Regions from separate parts of the Mus musculus genome. Here region 2 is linked to region 1. The links are chromatin loops, found by intact Hi-C in ENCODE. Cell type or tissue: heart. All regions are shown on one strand. Each heading gives the region's core, and the rest is flanking DNA. Links, peaks and the distances in the headings are about the cores only.

Region 1 (10,499 bases), core at 3,692-8,691:
GACTTAAACTCTCACACTGTCTTCCACAGAAGACCCCAGGAGACATCAGTCTCTGGTATCTACACCATGGCTGGTTGGTTGGCAGGTTACTTCCTGCAACCCAAGTGAGAAGCAATATATTAAACCAGGCAAAGCAAATACCGGCCACTCTTGATGCGCTTTGGCCATCGAGACCTTAGCAGATGGTACCAGTTAGTCAAGGGCACTCTCATGGAATGTTTCACAGTTTCTTAGTGCAGTTTTGCAAGGAACCACTGCAAGTTAGGGACTTGGGTGTTCAGGGAGGAGCCCGGTTGCCGGCTCTCCCCTGGGCGGGTCTGCCCTGTATCCTGCCCGTTGTGATTTCAAGTGCTTCATATGTGAGTGAGAACAGCACTGTATTAGAGACCCATAAGGATCATTTGGCCTGGATTGTCTCCCACACCCCCAGCCCCTGCTCTCCATCCCACAAATGTGGGATGACTCGAATCCAGGACCTTGTGTGTGCTAACCATAGCTTCCACCACTGAGATGCACAGCCAGCTCCCATCTCATATTGTTAAGAGAAAGAACCAAGCCTTTAAATGTGACAGTTCTGGTGGCAGAACTAAAGGCCCCCTGTGTCTCTTCTTGTTCTTTCTGCATTTGTGAGAGCTTGTGAGTGAGTGGCTTTAATGCCTTTTAGAGATATCAAAGCGTGGCCTAGGGGTGCTAGGATGCTTGCCTAGCACCGACAAAGCTCTAGATTTGATCCTTAGATCAAGAAAAATGTAAGAGAGTGATGTAGGATTGTTTCTCTCATGATGTGGATAGCCATTAGGCCCCTGCTGTCTTTTGTCTTCTTTCACCATCATACAAGGTCTTTGTATGTCTGTTTGAAACTAGACAAAATTAATGTTAAATACCTACTGTCCAATAGCACTTGATGGTCTCAAGTCGGGAAGCTGAGCTTTCCTAACAGGATTAAAAAGAAAAAAAAAGTCCATGTATTATTGAGGCTGCTTTCCATAGCAAGTAACAAAACTCCACTTAGGCATCAATGATAAGGAAGGTTACTCATCGCTGAGAAGGTGATACCAAGGCTGATCAATGCAATGGCCCAATGTGGAAAAGCCGTGGCTTTTCTCTCCGTCTTCCCTGTTGCTTTTGTTCTCAAGCTTGTTGCCTTCATTAAAACCTGGCTGTAGCCTCTCTGAGCAGTAGGCCATATACGACAATACCCACGGGCAGGGAAGGGACCCTCTCCTTGTGTCCTTTGAGGAGCAAGGAAAACTCAGAGCATCCTAATGTCAAGTGGTATGTCCCATTCAGTAGTGGAAAAGGAAATGGGGCCTGTTCTAGTTGCAGTTTGTGTTGCTGTGAAGAGACACCATGACCAAGGCAACTTTTATAAAGGATAACATTTAATTGAGGCTGGCTTACAGTTGCAGAGGTGGGAAGAATGATAGCGTGCAGGTTGACACGGGGCTAGAGGAGCGGTTCTGATCCTAGGGCAGCCGGAAGGAGGGTCTTGACCACACTGGGTGGAGCTTGAGCATAGACCCTCAAAGCCCACCCCAACAGTGACGCACTTCCTTCAACAAGGCCACACCTCCTAAGAGTGTCACTCCTTGTGGGCCAAGCATTCAAACACTATGGGGGGGGGGGGGCAAAAACCTATTCAAACTACCACAGTGCCTCAGTGGTAGTTTTAGACCAACCAAGAAACAGTCATGGAGTTGGGGCTCTGGCTAAGCTTTTATTTACTTATTATTTATTTATTTATTTATTTATTTATTTATTTATTTATTTATTTATTTGAGGCACCTGCTGTGGGATAGACTGTGTGGAGGAATTAGACAGTGGGTGGGCTTGTGTGTGTGCTCAGTGCCTTAGCACAGGTCTCACTGAGGGCCTAGGACAAGCTGAGTGGCGCTGAGAATCTCTTCATTTTACAGACTAAATGGAGCTTGTTGAGGTTTTAGGACATGTTTCTGTTAAGCGACAGCATGGGAGTCTAAACTTGAATCCGTTTGATGCCAGACTTTCTTTTCTCAACCTCTTGCTGCTTTCAGCTGAAAATATGTAAATATTTTAACAAAATTCTCTTTCATATTTTGCCCCAAACAGCAGAGGCTGCGTATCTCAACCCCTTTTCAGCTGAGCTCACCATAAAAAGCTCGATCACAGATCTGCTTTATCACCTCTCCCTAGTTTCCTTTCCCCCAGGGAAGAGAGAATGACAAATACTCGAGAGAAGGCAGATAGCGTGTGTGTGTGTGTGTGTGTGTGTGTGTGTGTGTGTGTGTGTGTGTGTAAGAGAGCTGAAGGGTTAGAGGGGAGGAAAGCTGAATGAGAAACAGCAGGCTCTGCGCATGCCTGACAACCAGGAGATAAGGCATAGAGATGTAAGCAGAGCCTGCTAGGCTTTCACTGTATTCTGGCTGGGAGGTGTCTGGGTAGAGTTTCAGCTGTCCAGTTCTTTGTGTTGGTGATGTGTGTGTATGTACAGCTGAAATTATAAAATGAATATGTAGCTGGGTGGTGGTGGTGCACGCCTTTAATCCCAGCACTTGGGAGGCAGAGGCAGGTGGATTTCTGAGTTCGAGGCCAGCCTGGTCTATAAAGTGACCAGGACAGCCAGGGCCACACAGAGAAACCCTGTCTTTAAAAAAACAAAACAAACAAACAAAAAAAAAAAAACAAAAAAAAAAGGAAAAAAAAAGAAAAATAATAAAATGAATATGTATATTTTTATACTACATGTATGTGTGTATGCATTGTACACCACATTGTGGTGGTCTGAATAAGAAAGGCCCCATAGGCTTATCTATGTGAATGTTTAGTCATTAGGGAGTGGCACTTCTTGAGAAGGATTAGGAGGTGTGGTACTGTTGGAAGGAGTGTGTCACTGGGGTTAGGCTTTGAAGTCTCAAAAGCCCAAGCCAGGTCCAGTTTCTCTCTCTTCCTACTGCCTGTGGATCCAGATGTAGAACTCTCACCTATTTCTCTAGCACCATGTCTGCCTGTGTGCCGCCATGCTCCCCACCATGATGATAATGCATGAAACCTCTGAAACATTAAGCCAGCCCCAATTAAATATCTTCTAAGAGTCACCTTGATCATAGTGTCTCTTCCCAGCAATAGAACAGAGACCAAGACATACACACATATGATTTTTTTATTTTTACTTTTTGGAGAAAAGGTGTCTGACCTGGTGAGATCTTGAACCTTCAGTTCTCCTGCTTCAGCCTCCAGACTGCTGGATTATAGGTCTGTGTCAACTCAACTGGCTTCGTTTCCTCCATTGCTTGTTTTATTCATTTTATCTTTCAAAAGATTTATTTATTTTATGTATATGAATGTTTTGTCTGCATGTAGATATGTGCACCCTGTGTGTACCTGGTGCTTATGGAGGCCAGAGGAAAGTATTGGATCTCCTGGAACTAGACTTACAGGTATTTGGGAGCCACTATATAGTAGCTGCAAACTAAACCCAGATACTCTGCAAGATCAACAAATGCACTTAATAGCTGAGCCATCCTTCCAGTCCCTTATTTTGAATAAGAGCAAGGTATAGTATCAGTCAGGTAGTAAAGCACTGTCTAGCATGTCTAAGGTCCTGGTTTTAATATCTAGTACACCAGCTCCGCACATACAGACAGACAACATTCACCATTAATGCCTCTATTTATCTATCTATCTACCTATCATCTATCTCTCTGTAAAAGAGTAGGATTCTTGACTCCCAAGTACTGAGATTAAAGGTGTGTGCCCTCACCAGCTGTCAACAGCTTGACATATTGACGTGTGTGTGTGTGTGTGTGTGTGTGTGTGTGTGTGTGTGTGTGTGTGTGTGTGTGTGTGTGCCGTGATGTCTGGCTGATTTTTATGGAGAGTCATATCCTGAGATGTTAGAGTGGCCCATGGTTGGTGATTTAGGACTTTGGAATCAAGGAAAGACCCAGGTTTAGTACCTTGCTGCACTCTTCCTGCCAGAGTCCCCTTGGACAAGATAATGTGTTTGTTTTACTGGTAAAAATCTATGTTATACAGAGTTACATTTTCCTTATTGGTAAAATGTGTATCTCAGGGGAGTTAAGTAGGTGATTTATGCAAAGTGCCTTTCACAGAGAGACTAGCACATAGTAGGTGCTCCATCACTATTAGTTCTTCTGGCGCCTGCCAGAAGTAACAGAAATCAGGGCACTAGGACTTAGAAGCCTTGCTGCTACTAATAAAAGAAATAATGTGATTTATTTTTTCAGTGCTGTTTGGGGAAAGGCGTGTGCTTTATAAATATGTATTGGAAAGTACTTAGCAAATGAGTAGAAATAATAAAAATATGTCAAAGGAAACAGCTCCTATAAATATGTCACTTGGTAGACAAATTAGTGTTTTATTACTACTAAATACTATTGCTCGCCGAAAAGGATTTCAGATTACTCGCACAATGGGTACATTATTGAATGCCTCTGCGGAAGGGCACGATAAAGATGAAAAATTGTGATGGTGATAACGCCTAAGGTGGAGAAAGGAGGGGTGTGGGTCCGAGGCCTCGCTCCAGTAAGCTGCTCATTATTTAGCAGCAGTCGGATGATTTAGCCACAATATGGACCAGAGGGCCCTGAAAAAAGGATTTCTGTTGGATACCATGAATTCAGGCCCTGATTATCGTCCGACTGGGGGTGGGGTGGGGTGGGGTGGGGGGTAAGTGCACTTCCTTTTCAGAACTGGGCACTCTGGTTGTGAGTTAACAACAACAACAACAAAAATCGCAGGTCTGGATCTCCTTTCACTTCTGTTTTGGACCTATTACATGTCTGTGGCTATCATTCATATCCAGAGATGGACAGTGTGGTGAAGAACCTGTGTCTCCAGCACGGCGCTCAGACCCATTTCAGAAATATCAGAGGATGGACAATGTTGGTGCGTCAAAGGAACGGAAACCAGAAAGGGAAGGGAGAAAATGATATACACCTTTGTGGAGGAAAAAGTCCGGAGAGAAGCGGAGCTCATAGGGAACTGCAGCAAAGCGAAGCTGCAGAAATAAGCAGGCAGGAGAAAGGGGCAAGGGGCGAACATCCAACTCAGGTGCCAGGGGTCCTTAGAAGGCGGGGCTCCCTGTACACTCCAGGTTGGAGAAAGAAAGAGTTTTGCATCTGAGTTCTGCTTTTCTCTGTGTGGAAGCTCGAAAATTACTTAAAATGTAGATCCTTGTTGATAACAAGCATATAACAGTACAGAGCGTGCTGGGGTGTTCTGAGAACTGGAAATAGCAAAGGGCTTATAAAGTGAGTCTGGTACGGATGCACATATTTTAGCTCTGGTTCCCTTCTGATAGTCTTTATTTTAAAATACAAGGGGTAGCACTGTGGTAGAGCACTTGTCTAGTATGTACAAAAATCCCAAGCACCAAAATATTGAATAAATCAAAATACAAATTGCTCAGGAAAACTCTGAGAGGTCTTTGATGGGAACCTGAAGCATAAGAAAATGATGTCACTAGACACCAGCCAGAAGAATTAGCATTTATATGACTTCCGTGACTAGGCATCTTCTTAGATCACTGGCTAATGATCCCCTATGCTACCCTGGTGTTTTATGCTTTACTAAGGCCTTTGTGCATTATCTCATTTAATGTGCGGGCCCAACCGGCCTTTCTGGGATGGGGAAGATATTGGAAAGGTTAAGTGCCTGCCAAAAGGTGCACGGGTGATGAACGATGGCTGGGTGGTTTCTTAGCAGTCGTTTTTATTGTACTGCAACCTTTCTCAGCTGTGTCCCCACCTTCCTAACATGAAAGTAGCTTATCCAAGGAGGAAAAGACAGGTTATGATGCCCCACTGAATTGGCTTTTAATATCGCCAAGAAACTTAATAAATTAGATGAGTCTGGGGTTCTGGAAATCTGTCGGGTACGATGAAACATGAAATCAAGGGTTCAATATTCAAACTTTACTATAAAGCTAGTTAGTGATCTTAAGGGACTTGCTCAAGATCACCACATAAGGGATTGGTTGGCTCGGCCTAGACTGGGGACTCCACACCTAGCCGGGCTCCGACAGAGGGCGCTCGCGGAGGCTTGCACTCTAGACCGCCGCGCGCCCGATTCCTCTCTATGGTGGCGGGGGCGTGCGCTCCCGCGGGGGTGGGGTGGAGGGCGGGGCCGCAAGCCGGGAGGGCGGGGCCGCACGCTGGACGGGCGGGGCCCACGCCGAGCCGCGGGGGACTGGGTTAGTGGGGGTGGACTTCCTGGGGCCGCCCGTGAGGATGTGGTTCGGGCACCCGGGCGCCCCTCAGGCGTGGAGTTGCGGCGGCCGCAGACCCCGCAGCCCCGCTGCCTGAGTGGCCGCGGTCGGGATCTGGCCTCTGCCGTCCCAGGTGTGGCCCGGCAGCGTCCGCGGCAGGTGAGGAGGCGGTGGCTGTGGCTGTGGCGGGTTGGGCTGGAGGATCCGGTGCTTCAGGCTGTGCTCCGGGGGGTGTGAGGATCCAGCTGCGCTCCGGGAGTGGGGCAGCCCTTTCCAGGAACTCCCCACCGCCAGGTCACCCCACACCTGTCCCATGAAAGTGCCGCAAAGCATTTCGTCTGTGTGCGCCGTAACCCGGGACGTGTGTCCTCAACTTGTACCCAAGTGTCGTAAGAACCCGGTAGGTCCTGGGGAAGGATGCATTTCTGTAGGACAGAAAACCGTCTACAGAGGCAGAGCTTTGGCGGCACTGGCTCTCTACCAGGAGGACCCTGGAGATTCGGAGTTTGGAGGTTAGATGGGAAGTTTGGGATGCTGCTCTCCCCTCCTCCCTCCTCCCTGCCAGAGTCTGCTGTCTGCCTCTTGGGAGTCGACCTCTGTCCCCGACGTGTGTTAGGTCGCCACTGTGTGGTCCTGGCCGAGACTCAGAGGGAAGTAGGGCCCCTCTCCAGCTGGCTGCCCAGGAGACATTTGACCGGGCATGGGGAAGTCTGGGTAGATCAGGGGAGTCCACAGCCTTTCCTGGCGTCTGTTTGAGCTCCGATTTAAGACCGGTAGAAAAAAACAACAGCAGCGTACTTCTTCCTTTTTTCTTTTTTTTTTTAAAGCTGTCATGGGGGTGGGGGGGTGCTGTTGTGTAATCGAGGAAGATTTCCACATTCCTCTCAGTCCACCACGGGGAAGATTATTCTTAGCTCGGAAATGGGGTTTTACCCACAACTCACACTCTGTGCCCTGGTTAAAGGCTAGAGTGACGCATGAACAAACACCCCAGGATGCGTGTGGCCTTCCAAGAAAATAGTAACCTCCTTATGTATGTTTTGGCTGGTGGCTTGGAGAACCGAGAGACTTCCTGTCGCCACTTTTGAGAGCTGCATGGTGGTTCTTGCCTTGACAGTTCAGTATACTGAAATGTGGGCAAGGCTGTTCGAATACTGTGGCATTTTTCTAGGAATGGAAGGGGACTATGTCCTGGGCAGTTTGTAGAGTTCTAAGACCAAAACTGGCCGTATATTTCCTTTGTGGCAGCTTCCTTATCCTTCCCTCCTCTCCCCCCCCCCCCCATTCTTTCTAATGTTAGCAACTGTTTGTAAAATTTCATATTTGCTAATTCTGGACTCCAGAGTACAGTTAAAAAGTTGTGGTTTATTGGAGGACAGTAGCAGATTGATGTGTCAGGGCTAATTAATAACTTGATGGTGTTCAAAGATGTCCATGTAACAGAGGATACACACTCACCTTAATGTTTAATCACAGAGCCCAGTACATTAAAACTTCTTAGGCCGGGCAGTGGTGGCGCACGTCTTTAATCCCAGCACTTGGGAGGCAGAGGCAGGCGGATTTCTGATTTTGAGGCCAGCCTGGTCTACAGAGTGAGTTCCAGGACAGCCAGGGCTATAGAGAAACCCTGTCTTGGAAAATCCAACCAAAAAACAAAAAAGTTCTTATATTGATTAGCTGTGATCCTGACTCTTTACACTGGGATCCAGGGTTGTAAATCCATCAAATTGACCAATTTAACCAAGTGCTAAAATAAAAACAAAAAAAGAGAAAGCTGTTCTCAGAAAGCTTAAGTTCTTTCTTTCTTTCTTTCTTTCTTTCTTTCTTTCTTTCTTTCTTCTTTTTAGGTTTTTTTCGAGACAGTGTTTCTCTGTAGCCCTGGCTGTCCTGGAACTCACTTTGTAGACCAGGCTGGCCTCGAACTCAGAAATCCACCTGCCTCTGCCTCCCAAGTGCTGGGATAAAAGGTCTGCGCCACCAGGCCCAGGGCTTAAGTGTTTTCAAACTTTCTATCCACCAAGCCCATTGACCTAAGTACTTAGTAACATGTAATAGAAATGCCTGGTAAAGGGATTTTCATTGACATGTTTAACAAATAGCAACATTAACAAAAAGATGGTTTCCTTTCCAATTACAGGAGACTTGTGAAGTTTAATGCAGCCACTTTGGACTGTGTGAGCCACACCTGCTACTTTCTGACATCATCTACATAAACCTAAGGAATGCTGGGGAGGGAGCTAGGTACACTGGGTTTTATTCCTATCATAGAATCTTTAATACTGCTGTTATTTTAATGGGGTGTTAGGGACTTTTATCGCCAAACTTGTGCTGGTAATATATTTATGTTTGGAGAGGAGAGAAAGATTAACTGCTGCACCTCACAGTCTGTCTCTAGAGTTTAGAGTTGGAGTATCATTCAGTTTGATGAGACTAGACCGTTTAGATTGCTCCTAGTGAAGTCTCAAGGGAGGGGCTGCTTTGCTTGCGTTGGAATTGAGTACTTGGTGGAGGCTACTGGTTCTTAGCACTGTGTAGGGAGCTGGTGGTGGGAGGGGGTGGAACTGAGGGTTTTGCCCATACTACAACCGTAGCCCAGGACAGCGAGGGCTACAGAGAAAAAAAAACTAAAAAAAGAAAGAAAGAAAGAAAGAAAGAAAGAAAGAAAGAAAGAAAGAAAGAAAGAACTTAAGCTTTCTGAGAACAGCTTTCTCTTTTTTGTTTTTATTTTAGCACTTGGTTAATTTGAATTACCGACATCTGTGATGTTGGCAATTGAAAGGGCGCTCTTTCCATATGCAGACTGGCATTCCCATTCTTCAGTAGGGGAATGTTCTGGTTGCTGTCTCTTTCTGTGACTTTATGTTAGCCATGGAATTTTAAAATCCTAAAACCAGTTGAGCTCTCAGGTCTCATAAATGCCATCTCACATAGGTAATTGGCCTCTTGTGTAGCCTGTAGTCCGCCCTGTCCCCAGGACTTAACAGTTGCTGTGCACTGGACAGTGGTCACATCTAATTCTGTTAAGCTGGTCTTAGTCTAAACCCATTATCTTCTCTCTCTCTCTCTCTCTCGATGGTCAGGAAGTGTTTCTACTTTGCTTTCCGTATTCAGGCTGATTAGGCCACATTTTGGAGCCTGGTTACAACTGAAGCAGAGCTAAGCAGTTCGTTAAGAGTTCTGCGTGTTTTTAAAACATTTCCCTTTTACAAAGCAAGCATCAGATCTCCATTTCTTCAGGGAGAAACCCAGCTCTTTGAATATGATAGTAAAACAAAAGCTGGTTTTTTCCAGCATTCTGGCATTAGGAAATCTGTGGTAAATTTTTCTTTACTTTCTGGTTTTTTTTTCCCAGTATGGTGACTAGTCGGTAGTGACGAATGTTGACCCATGGACATTGGGAGATCCTGAAGTCTCCCGTGTCATCTAAGGGAGGTCACACTATATTCAGGGTGTAGCTCTCACCCTGGTTTTTTGTAAGGAGTTTCCACAAGCCAGCCACTTCTTGCCAGGTTCTGTTTGTAACCCAGGTATTCTTGAGAAAACTGCTGACCTTAGGGCCCCACCTCCTGGAGATTTTGATTCATTCGGTGATGACCTACATTGGAAACCATCTGATTTCCAGAAGCCTTCCCGGTTGCTTCTGAGGTGTGCAGTGCAGCCTGACTTGGTAATCACTGTTGTATTGCGTTGACATGAATATATGTATTTGTTAAGTATAAAATATGTACAATAAAAGTGTGTCATCAGTATGGAACTTTGAAAACTGGAGTTCATGTCTCTACTTTTTTTTTTTTTTTTTTTTTTTTTTTTTTTTTGGTGTTTTGAGTCAGGGTTTTCCTGTGTAGTCCAGGCTGTCCTGGAACTCACTCTGTAGACTGACATGCTAGCCTTGAACACAGAGATCCACCTGCCTCTGCCTCCTGAGTGTTGGGATTAAACCCATGCTCCACCACAGCCCAGCTTTTCTTAAAATGTTTAAAACTGGAAGGGGATACACTGACTTCTTTATAAATCGGCAGTCTCTCTGATAACATCGCTGTGGTGTTTCCCGGGGTGTTTGGTTTGCTAGAATAGCCCATCTCCTAGCTGTGACAGATAAACAAAAGGCTTTTACAGCTTTGATGTTCGTTGCTTCACAGCAAGGCCCCCCCTGCTGTATTATCTACTGGGAGTCATGAGGGAGGGTTTTTGGTGAAAGTAGCTTTCTTTATCCCCTGAGTGGGCAAATGAATGATAATGGAGAAACGACTGGAGGTTTGAATAGGTAGTGGATGTAGTTATGATCAGTGTG
Region 2 (10,499 bases), core at 3,119-8,118, 90 kb after region 1:
CAACAAAGTCAGGGCCCACCAGTGTGACCCAGCTCATCTTTTCTTTTTGTCAAAATAAAAAGCACCTTTGTTTATCTGAGAGAAATCTCAGTGATTCTCACCTTATTGTAACCACTTTCAAGAGCAAGGCAGAGTTGTTATATCACGGAGCTGCTGACTAAGGCTTCTTGTTTGGGTTTGTAAACTGTAAGTCTGTCATCATCTCTGACCTAGAATCTGATCTGGGGTGGAGATCTTTCCAGAACATTGATATTAGCCAGGTTCACGAAGAACAGCACCCTGATCTTCTCTAGAAATCCATCTTTAGTATCAACTGGATTCTTCGGCATCCCTATCATTGGTCCACTACCAAGCACAACTGGAGTTTTCAAATAATAACATCTGCAAGAGATGGCAGCACATGCCTGGACTTCTAACACCCAGGAAGCAGAGACACGAGGATCTTAATTTCAGAACAGTCTGGACAAGAAGACCTCTCATATTTTTGGGTTCGGCGTAGCCTTTAATGGGTGAGCCATCCCTCCAACTCAAGACTGTCTCATAAACAAAACAAACCATGCATGCATGTGTGTATGATAAAACTCCTACAGAACCAGGCGCTATTTCTATAATGTTATCTCCCATAGTCCTCTGACAGGACTGATGTCTTAATTCACCGACAAAGCCGTAGACACTCAAATAAGTGAAGACTTGCTCAAAGCACCAAGCTGTCAAGCATGGAGCAAACCTCAATTCTCCTGACTCCACATCTAGGCTTCTTTAAATCTCCAGCCTGTTCAAGTCCAAAGGTTTCATCTTGTTATTATTTTCTTCAATTGAACCAGCCATAAGAATTGTTTATCTCAAACCATAAAGGGTAAATAACACACGACTGGGACAAACAGACATCAAAGTAACACTAGCTCCCCTGTCAGCCTAAACTTCAGTCCTTTCACAGAACGAGCCTGCGAGTAACAGAAAAGCACCTCCTCAGGTTAAGTGAAGAACAAAGCCCCTAGGCCAATGCTTCCTCTTACCTACATCCAATAAACAACCCTTTCAAGGCCTATATGCACCACACCTTCTAGCATGGACTGATCCCATGTCCACAAGCAGTTATTGTTATGCAACAGAAACAACTTACTTATATATGTGCATGATAACAAATTACTGTTTATCTTACCAAGCCTTAAGCAAGAGATAGGAGATGGAATCTGAATTCAGAGCCCATTACAAAACTCTATACCCTCCATTCAGAGTTCCCTCTGGTTCTAAGCTCATACAGCTCCACTTTAGGAACTCATGGGCACAGAAAATCAAGAGAAATCAAAGGAAAACGTTTTATGCATGGCCTCTCTCCTCAGTTCCGGCAAGTTTGAGCAAACAATTTCCCAGAATTCTGTCATTTAAAAATATAAGAGGAGCAGGTTAGAAAAAAATCTTTTTGACCCAGGTAATAACTTTAAGTGGAAGAACTCTTGATAAACCAACATGTTCCTGATATATCAGAGATTAAAGTACACAAAGAAATATTGTCCAAGTGGAGCACAGAGTTAAACCATGGCCAGACTGCCCAGAGAGAAGCCAGGTATGGACACTTGGTAAAGCAGTGTTTTCACTGAGCCAGAGACTTAAGACACCAAACAGGGGGCCTTAACAGGGGAAGTCGCTGTAACACGTCTTACCTGAAAAGCCAGAGAACTTCCGAGGATTGGTACTGGTAATAAACGAAGCACCTTTCACTGGAGATGTCACCTGGCCAGTGGTTGTCAGCTTAGCCTGGACAGCAGCTTTCTTCTTAGGTGTGGCAGCTGCCTTAGAAGACAGGTCTACAGGACCCACAAAGAACAAAAGCACCCTTCAAAGACTGCCAAGAAAGCTTCTGAGATTTTATCAACAGTTTTCAAATCCTTATTTGGTAAGTTTCTATTGTATTATGACCCCAGGCTGCCCAGTCTTTTTGAGTAGAAGGAGAAGTTAAAAGGTCAGAGAAGAGGAAATTGCCTACCTTTTATCCAGTATATAAGAATTAGTATAGATCTGGGGAGAAACTAATAATGGCTTTTTATTAAGATTTTTATTTTATGTGCATAGTTGTTTTGCCTGCATATATGTCGGGTATATGTGTGTGCCTGGTACCCAGGCAGGCCAGAAAAGGGTGTTGGATCCCTTGGGATGAGAGTTGCAGATGGTTGTAAGCTGCCATGGAGGTACTGGAAATTGAACCCAGGTCCTCTAGAAAAGCCACCTTTGCTCTTAACTGCTGAGCCATCCCTCCAGCCCCAGTGATCACATTTTGATAGATAAAACTTGGAGCTAGCTCTGTAGAGTAGCCTCAAAATATAGAAACAACAAAGTAAAATAGAGAAAGCAGAGCATGTCTGTCTGGCACAGGTAGGGAAATCTGGGTGCTCACTACACTTCCTTCCTAGTGAAATGCAAGTCAGGATGAAGGCCAAGAATAACTGAGGCATGTCTTTAGAGCCACAGCCTTTAGCTCTATTACTTTAGAGTCTGAGAGTCCTAAAAGGTTGGTGGTTGCGTGTATTCTTTAAACATATCACTATCTAAAAGAAAGACCATGAGTACCAGGCTTTGTAACACAAGCCTGTAATCTTAGTCCTGAGAAGACAAGACAGGAAGAGTGCTCCAAGTTTGAGGCCAACCCAAGCTATATGGCATAGCAAGGACACATCTCAAAAAAACCAAAACCAAACATAAAACAACAAAACAAAACAAACCCCCAGGAAACACTGCAGAGTTAAGGAGGCCAAAGAGATATGACAATGAAATGTAATGCCCAGTCCGATCCTACACCTGAGCCCTGCAATGGAGGAAAATGTACTGCTCAATTATAGTCTTCAGTCAACTGACAGTAGACAGATAAGTTTACTGAGGCTGACAGGTAAACTATGATCTCGGAAGAAGAGATCCTATTTTTTAAGATACACACTAGGTACCTCCAGGGCCTGGTGATACAACTTTCTCTGAATGGCTCAATAAAAACCAAGCCTGGTATGGAAGAGGGAATGAGCACATAAACAGAGATGATAAAGCAAACTGACTTGTTATCAAGAAGGAAATCTGTGTAGAGAGCCTGACTGTTCCTATTCTTTTAACTATTCTGTGAATTTGAAATTATGTCCAAGAAGGATGCACAGAGAAAGAAATCTCTGAGACCTCAGTCTCCTGGCACCCGGTCCTCTCAGCACCAGCAAGCTGAGAGAGCAGGCTCTCCCCTCACCTGCAATATGCTGGCTTATCTGTTCCTTTTCGTTATCTTCCAGCTCTTCCCAGCCTTCCAGCTCTGTGAGGTCTTCAATTTTCTTTGTGGTGGCCCGAGCCCGTTCCAGTTTCTCAAACATGCACTTAATGTGGTACCACTCTTTCATATCACCCCCAGACTCTGAGAAGGGGTTGGGCACCACTTTGCCAATGCGGCACACGCCCTTTACAATCTTCTCCTTGCATTTCTTGCATCCAGCTGTGCCCCGCTTGGCATAGTCCACACAGAACCGCTGCTCTGCCATCGCACAGGGGCCAGTACAGAGTCCCACATGCGACCCTGGCCAGAAAGTAAGGTGGGTGGCACGTGGTCTTAGATGACCTCTCTGGAGAGCTAGGACAGGCTTTCTTCTCTGGAGAAGGCAGCACCCACCGAGGAGATTTGTTTCCGACCACTGGCTGAACTGACTTATGGCAGCCCAGCGATTCTGTTCTGGGAACAGGCACAGTTCTTTTCTGCCAAGGGCACAAAGGTTTCTCGGGAAGAGGATCTTGAAAGCCAAAGTCATATAGCTGCATAAAAGGGTAGAAACAGACAGACAGACATGAAGAATCCAGGCTTCCAATTTCTCAATGGCTAGAATCTCATACAGAGCACGTGGTTAACCAAACACTTCCCAATGCATTAAATATTTACCACCCAGAGTTCTGATACAGGAAAAACCAGTTTCCAAAGGGGTGTGCAACACCAACACTGTAGAGACTGATTGTAAAGGTACTCATAGTGGATGGTGACCTTTAAATAGTACCAAGATACTGAAGCTTTGTCTTAAAAATCAAGAAAAATTACATTATGTTTATGAAGTTTCCCTGTGAAATATAACACATGAGACACTTTCAGAAAACAATGAAGCCACTATAACAGTTTTAGGATTTCAGAAGAGGGCCCCTTTGAGAAAAAAACTAATCAGAGTCTATAATCAGATGGACTGCCCAAGTTCAGAGCCTTACTTAGCCATTTAGCTGCTGTGTGAGCTCTGTTCAGTTACTTTCCCTCTCTGCTCCTATTTCATCTGTAAAATGCAGCTCACAGTAGTACCTCATTCAAAGAGTAGCTGTTTCTAAGTTGTTCCTTAGAAACAGAATACGCAATTCCCTTGCTTAATTCGGCGACCTGAATCAGGGGAGGTTGAAATAACTGGACTGTAAGAATCTAAGCAAGTGATGAACCAATTCAAGTGGAAAATGATTATTCCTATCCCTTCTTATATCTGTAATTATTTAAGTGGCTTTACAGTTTTAATTTTCAATTTACTGGAAACTATTTTTAGTCCCCACTCTGCTGAGAACTTTAATTGATATTGTGTCAGAGCAGCAAGAAGGCTGAGGTAGAGCGGAGCACAGCAGGTGTACTACTAAAGAAAGGGTTGGAGACCAAGCCTACCCATCTACAGCGGGGTGGGGAGGTGGGGGCAGATATCAGGCGACTTGGTTTTCTCCAACAAGGTGGACCCTAGCCAGACACCTTAGTTGGCCGATCCGATCCTCCCACCTCCAGCCCTAGAATTATAGGTATGAACCACCAAGCATGACTTCAGTTTATTTTCTATTATTTATTTTTCGGTTTTTTTGTTTGTTTGTTTTTAGATAGATTTTTCTATGTAGCTCTGGCTGTCCTGGAAGTCACTAGGAAGAGCAAGCTAGTGTTCTGAGTGCAGGGATTAAAGGCGTGTGCTACCACACCCGGCCCCAGTTTTATCTTAAAAAACAACAAAAAAACAACAACAATTACAACAGGACTAAGAGCTAGTTATGGTGGTTCTCGTCTGTAATCATATCAGAAGGCAAAGACAGAAGGATTGCTGTGCGTTCGAAGCTAGAAAGTCTGGTTTACTTAGTAAATTTCTGTCTAGCCAGGGTACGTCGTCAAGACCGTCTCAAAAGGAAAACAAGCAAGAAAACAAACCCCCCAAAGATTAGAACTACTTCATGGGGTGGTTAGGAAAACTACAAGGAGTACGAGGGCAAGCCGGACGTGGAGTTCTGAAGTTTGTATACCAAACTTGTGTATTTGACAATGTTCGACTTGGGGGAGGGGAGGTCCGTAACTGGCAGACTCAGGGGGTCACACAAGCCCTAACCGTTAAGAATCTGAGAGGCGAGTGAAGGCCGGCAAGGGCTGAGGAGGAGCTCAGGGCGAGTAGGAGTTCAACTTTCCGCAGAGTAGGGTGGGTAGGGTGTCGTATCGCCCATCCCGGGATACGACAAATAACTACCCGGGGAGACCGGCGCGAGGAGGCCGGGAGCCCGAAGAGCAAGCAGCACGCCGTTCTGCCCACAGGCTGTGCGGGCGAGCCGCGGCCGCGCAACAAGGCGGCGGAGAGGGACCGGCGGCGGCCCGGCCCCGACCCCCTGAGAATGCCCACTCTGGCATCCTGCCCTTCCCGGTGGCTGCCCAGGGTCCCGGGGGCCGCGGGCCTCCCGTGGGCTCCCGTGGGGGCGCCACGTCACGGAGGGTGTGCCCCCAGGCTGAGCGGCGGGCGGGGGAGGAGCCACGGCCACTCCAGCCACGCCGCGTTCGGCCCCGGCCCTCCCCACACGGCGCACCGCGGCCCGCCGCTCCGCGCCGCGCCGCCCCTCACCTGCCTTCTCGGCTGCCCTGGCTCTGACGCTCCGCACGAGCCACCGGACCAGGCGCCCACAAGGCCACGGGTCCCGCACGATGAATAGACCGCCTGTCTCTTTAAATACGGGTACTCCAGCCGGAGGCAGGGCGCAGGCGCAGTAACCGACTTGCGCCCTCGGACCCCGCCCCCTCCGGTCGCCACGTGGGTCGCTGTTCTATTCCTACCCGGAAATCTTGAACTGAGTGTTGGGTTGGAGTGGCGGCTTGGGGCGCAGCGTCCCTGAACTTCCTAGAGTTTCTCAGATTGTTAGATATTGAAGGTAGTGTTGAAAAATCATTGCAGTGATCCTAGGGATGGGAAGCTCGAGTCGTTCCACCTGTGTCTTCCGCACCGCAGGAGTTTTGCTGAATTAAAAGGCACTACTTTAATTAAAAAGGTAATTAGAAAATGTGAAGAACAGGGACTGTGGCCCCGTTTATGTCATTTAGCGAACTAGTGCTTCTAAACCTCAAATAGGCTCTGTGAGTTCAAGATGGCTAATTTTTCAAAAAATAAAAGTATTCAGGCCTTGTTCAGTCTGGGAAGGGCAAACAGTTGGGCTTTGTTAGGTAAATAAAGTGCAGATCGTGGAACTAAGTTCTATTTCTGAGGAAGAGTTTAGCTTTTTTTCCATAGGGAAAGAACGCTGTGAGGGGTCACTATAGTTGAAGCTGGTCAGGGGAGAGACTAAGACAAGCCGACTCACTAAAAGGCTGTTGTCCATATCAAAGTGGCCTTGAGATGGAGAGGAAGGTGTATGCTTGAATCTGTGTGAGGTGCTCAGTTATTTGTTCATAGAAATGAAGGGCTGATAGACGAGGTCTTTAACAGAACTGGAGAATGAGCCGAGGGAGGCTCTCTGGAGTTCAAGGTTGAGTGTCTGCTGTACTGAGGCCAGCTAGATCCTGGTGTTTGAAATGAGGTGAAGGCTCTTTGTTTTCTCTTAACTTGCAGCAGGATAAACCTGGGTTTGGAGTTCGGAAGGCCTTAGGCTCAAGGGCTCCAGTTGAGGAAGCGTGAACATTTTGACTGGAGTTGATCTTAACCCAATGGACTTTCCCTGTGCTGACCAACCCTTTCATCACAAGCAATATATTCGGTTGCTGAGCCCTGGAAATGTAAGCAGTCTGAAGTGAGAGATGCTGTAAATGAACACTGTACACTGACAAGTACCCAACACTTCCCCAAAGAGAGTAAAATACCTCATTAATAGTAATAGTGCATATATTCCAGTTATTTGCTGGCCAATTTTTTATGTGTTCGGTTAAAGAATATTTACTGTCACTCACCTGTTTGGTTTTACTGTCTTTGAACTAGGGCATCAGAAACGATGGGGCTGCGTGCTTAACTCCCATTGTTATGGCTCCAGCTCAGCACTCCACAGACAGAAAGCCTGTGGTGAGGAGCAGTGGGTATCTGCAAAGGCTTTCTCTTCTTAGACCGGGTTTCTCTGTGTAGCCCTGGCTGTCCCGGAACTCAAACTTTGTAGACCAGGCTGGCCTCAAACTCAGAAATCCACCTACCTGTGCCTCCCATGTGCTGGGATGAAAGGCATCTGACGCTGCCATGTTGCCTGCATCTACTTCTAAATGAATGAAATTCGAGAGCTAATGAAATGAATGGTTAATAAAAGAGTGTTGAACCCCTTAAAAGGAAGTTCATTATGTCTTTGTTAATGACGGAAGTGTACAAAAAGACTCAGGCCCTAAGTATTTGCTTTGCTTGATGAGAACTACATGGTATTCATAATCATCTCTGACTTAGGTGCCCCTGCTGTGAAACAGCGCTAGGTACCAAAGCTGCCAATTGCATATCTTTCCTTTCCTTTCCTTTCCTTTCCTTTCCTTTCCTTTTCTTTCTTTTTCTTTTTTTGACGGTAAGAGCACTGAACTTTCATTTAGCGTGAATCTAGATGCAGTGATATTTCTTTTCTTTTTTTCTTTTTATTTTAGGGAAGGACAATCTCACTGTGTAGCTGTAGGCTTATCTCCAATGCAGCAGCCCCCCCCCCCCCCAGTCTATAACAGTGGGAATTGAGCTGTATACCCCCATGCCAAGCTTGTATTTCTTAATAAAAGTGAGAACTGATCCATCAAGGAGAGGTCAAGTTTGGTGAAGAAAATAGGGCTTTGGAACAGCACAGTCAGACTGAATTTTGTTCTAGCCTGAGCTGTGTAAACCTTCATCTAGTTTCATGTCTGGGCTTCAGTTTCCCTAGTAAAATGGGGAAGTTTTGCACTTTATATTTAGCTCTGTGATCCACTGAATTGCTTTTTGTAAAGAATGTAAGGTCGGTTATCCATGTCCTACCTGCCCCTTTCTCTCTTTGCACGTGGATTCTGGGTTATTCAAGACCAATTCTTTTGTTTTGTTTTTGTTTTGTTTTTTTGAGACAGGGTTTCTCTGTGTAGCCTTGGCTGTCCTGGAACTCACTTTGTAGACCAGGCTGGCCTCGAACTCAGAAATCTGCCTGCCTCTGCCTCCCAAGTGCTGGGATTAAAGGCGTGCACCACCACACCCTACTTCAAGACCAATTTTTAAAGGATTGCTTGTGTCCCTTTTTTTGTATTTGCTCCTGTTAAAAATTAACCTTTTTAAGCATGGAGGTTCATGTCTTCCACTGAGAAGTAGAAGCAAGCAGATCTCTGAGTTAGAGGACAGTCTGGTTTTTATGTCCAGTTCCAGGCCAAGGAGGGCTTCATTGAAAGATCTTGTTTCAATATTTAATTTCAAGTTGATATATATAATAATGGGTTTATCATGGTGTAGATTACCCTGTTCTCCTCTGTTGCCAGCGACACTGCTCTTTGTGTGCCTACTCCATCTCCAGCTGGATTGCTCCTGCCTGTTAGTGTCTGTCTCTGCCTTCCTGGTGCAGGCTCTGCCTTCCTGGTGTGGGTGTTCCATCACCATTAATGCCCAGTACCATTGAGCTCTCTTCCTCCCCTCCTAATCCTGTTTCTAGGTTCTTGACCTACAAACACATCTACGAGAGTACATACAGAATTTTAAATCTAGGTTTCACATACAGGACAAAATACATACAGTGTCTGTCTTTTGGTTTTTGCTTCTTTTAGAGATATTTGACTGTGTGAAGATCTACTTCTGGGCTCCATATTTCTGTCAGTGATATACTTGTTCTTTTATTAATACCACCGTGTTGGTTAATATGGCTTTAGAGTGAGCCTTGGCATCAGCTAGTGTAGCTATGTTATTTTCCATTAGTGGTTATGTTGGCTCTAGCGGGTCTCTTGCTTTTTTATGTAAACACTGGAGTCATCTAAATCTGATAGCCACAAAATGACCTGCTGGGATTTTTGCTTGAGAGTGCACTAATTTGAGATGAAGTTGGGAAGAACTGACATTTTCATAGGTTTTCTTCCTTTATTATTTTGTGAGTAGATGTATGTGTATATTTATGTGTGTGTGTATGCTCCCCCGTGAATATATACATAGAGGCCAGAGTCCTCGTAAGTGATTTTTCTACCTTTTTGTTGGTGGGTTTTTTAGTTATTGTTTTGAGACAGTTTCTCTGTGTAGCCCTGGCTGGCCTCAAACTCAGAGAACTCCTCTCTGAAGTACCGCCTCCCAAGTACTGGGGTTGAAGACATGCACCATCATGCCCAGTGATTTTCTACTTTTTTTTTTTTTTTTTTTCGAGACAGGGTTTCTCTGTGTAGCCCTGGCTGTCCTGGAACTCACTCTGTAGACCAGGCTGGCCTCGAACTCAGAAATCCACCTGCCTCTGCCTCCCAAGTGCTGGGACTAAAGGCGTGCGCCACCACGCCTGGCTAATTTTCTACTTTAAAAAAAAAATAAAAGGATTTAAAATTTTCTTTGACAATTTCATACATGTAAGCCATGCATCTTGATCATATACACCCCCATCTCTCCCTTCCATCCTCCTAGGAACCCCCAACACATCCCTGCCTGCCTTTATGGCCTCGCTGATTTTGTTAATAACACATTAGTGCTGCCTATCGGAGTGCTGACTGATCTCGTTGACCTAACCTTGCTCGGTTCACCGTAGCACCAGTGACTTCCTGGGCAGTGGTCAGGCCGTGGCAAAGAACAGCATTTCACAGCACTCCTCATCCTCCTCCGGCTGTTCCCTTCCATTGCCTCTGTGGGAGGCGTGCGGGTGATTGATACAAACACCCTATTTAGGGCTGAACACTCAATAGACACTTATTCTCAGCACTCTGACCACCACAGAGAGAACTACTCTGCCCAAATTTAAGGACAGCACTATCTATGGGGATAAGCATTAATATTTAGAAGGTAGCTGGACAACATGTTATTTAGCAACAGTTGGTAGGTTCTTCTGGACAAACTGACCTTCTGAGCCTTGTACTTTGGCCAGTTTAATGCTACTGAATTCCTTCCTGTAAGCCCATCTCAAATCCAATCCAAAAGTAGTTGGTTGCCCCCATAACCTTCATGCCACGATTGTGCCAGTGGGCACGCATTGCCTGGAAGGTCAGTACTGTAATCATCTGGTTGGCTGCAGGGATACCATTGATGTCTTTTCTGACTCGGCATCCTACACAGCACCCTTCAGTACATGAAAGGCAGTCATCAAGGAGAAAGTAATCTTGGAGGCCATTTCCAGCTTGGATCCTCTGTCTT

What was found. Peaks named below come from ENCODE experiments on the same cell type or tissue, not always from the same donor. Only the 100,000 strongest peaks of a DNase experiment are listed, where the experiment ranks them.
Region 2: a loop joins it to region 1, with 8 times the contacts of the local background. A loop is called at or near these places in 6 of 42 quality-filtered maps.

The regions. Positions count from the first base shown.
Region 1 is chr11:82,866,876-82,877,374 of GRCm38, reverse strand. Rffl (ring finger and FYVE like domain containing protein) reads left to right here and starts at 6,165. Exons shown (of 7, transcript NM_001007465.3): 1 at 6,165-6,367. It overlaps Rad51d (RAD51 paralog D), which reads left to right. Exons shown (of 10, transcript NM_011235.4): 10 at 1-4,312. In heart, for the core only: a CTCF peak has its summit at 6,005; DNase peaks (open chromatin) are centred at 6,114 and 6,974; H3K4me3 peaks cover 1,634 bases; H3K27ac peaks cover 1,647 bases.
Region 2 is chr11:82,776,624-82,787,122 of GRCm38, reverse strand. Lig3 (ligase III, DNA, ATP-dependent) reads right to left here and starts at 6,014. Exons shown (of 20, transcript NM_010716.3): 1 at 5,847-6,014; 2 at 3,224-3,777; 3 at 1,665-1,808. The coding sequence starts at 3,773. It overlaps Gm11423 (predicted gene 11423), which reads left to right and starts at 6,081. Exons shown (of 3, transcript NR_126067.1): 1 at 6,081-6,267; 2 at 6,825-6,988; 3 at 7,188-7,522. In heart, for the core only: a CTCF peak has its summit at 6,057; DNase peaks (open chromatin) are centred at 5,712 and 5,992; H3K4me3 peaks cover 2,854 bases; H3K27ac peaks cover 2,295 bases.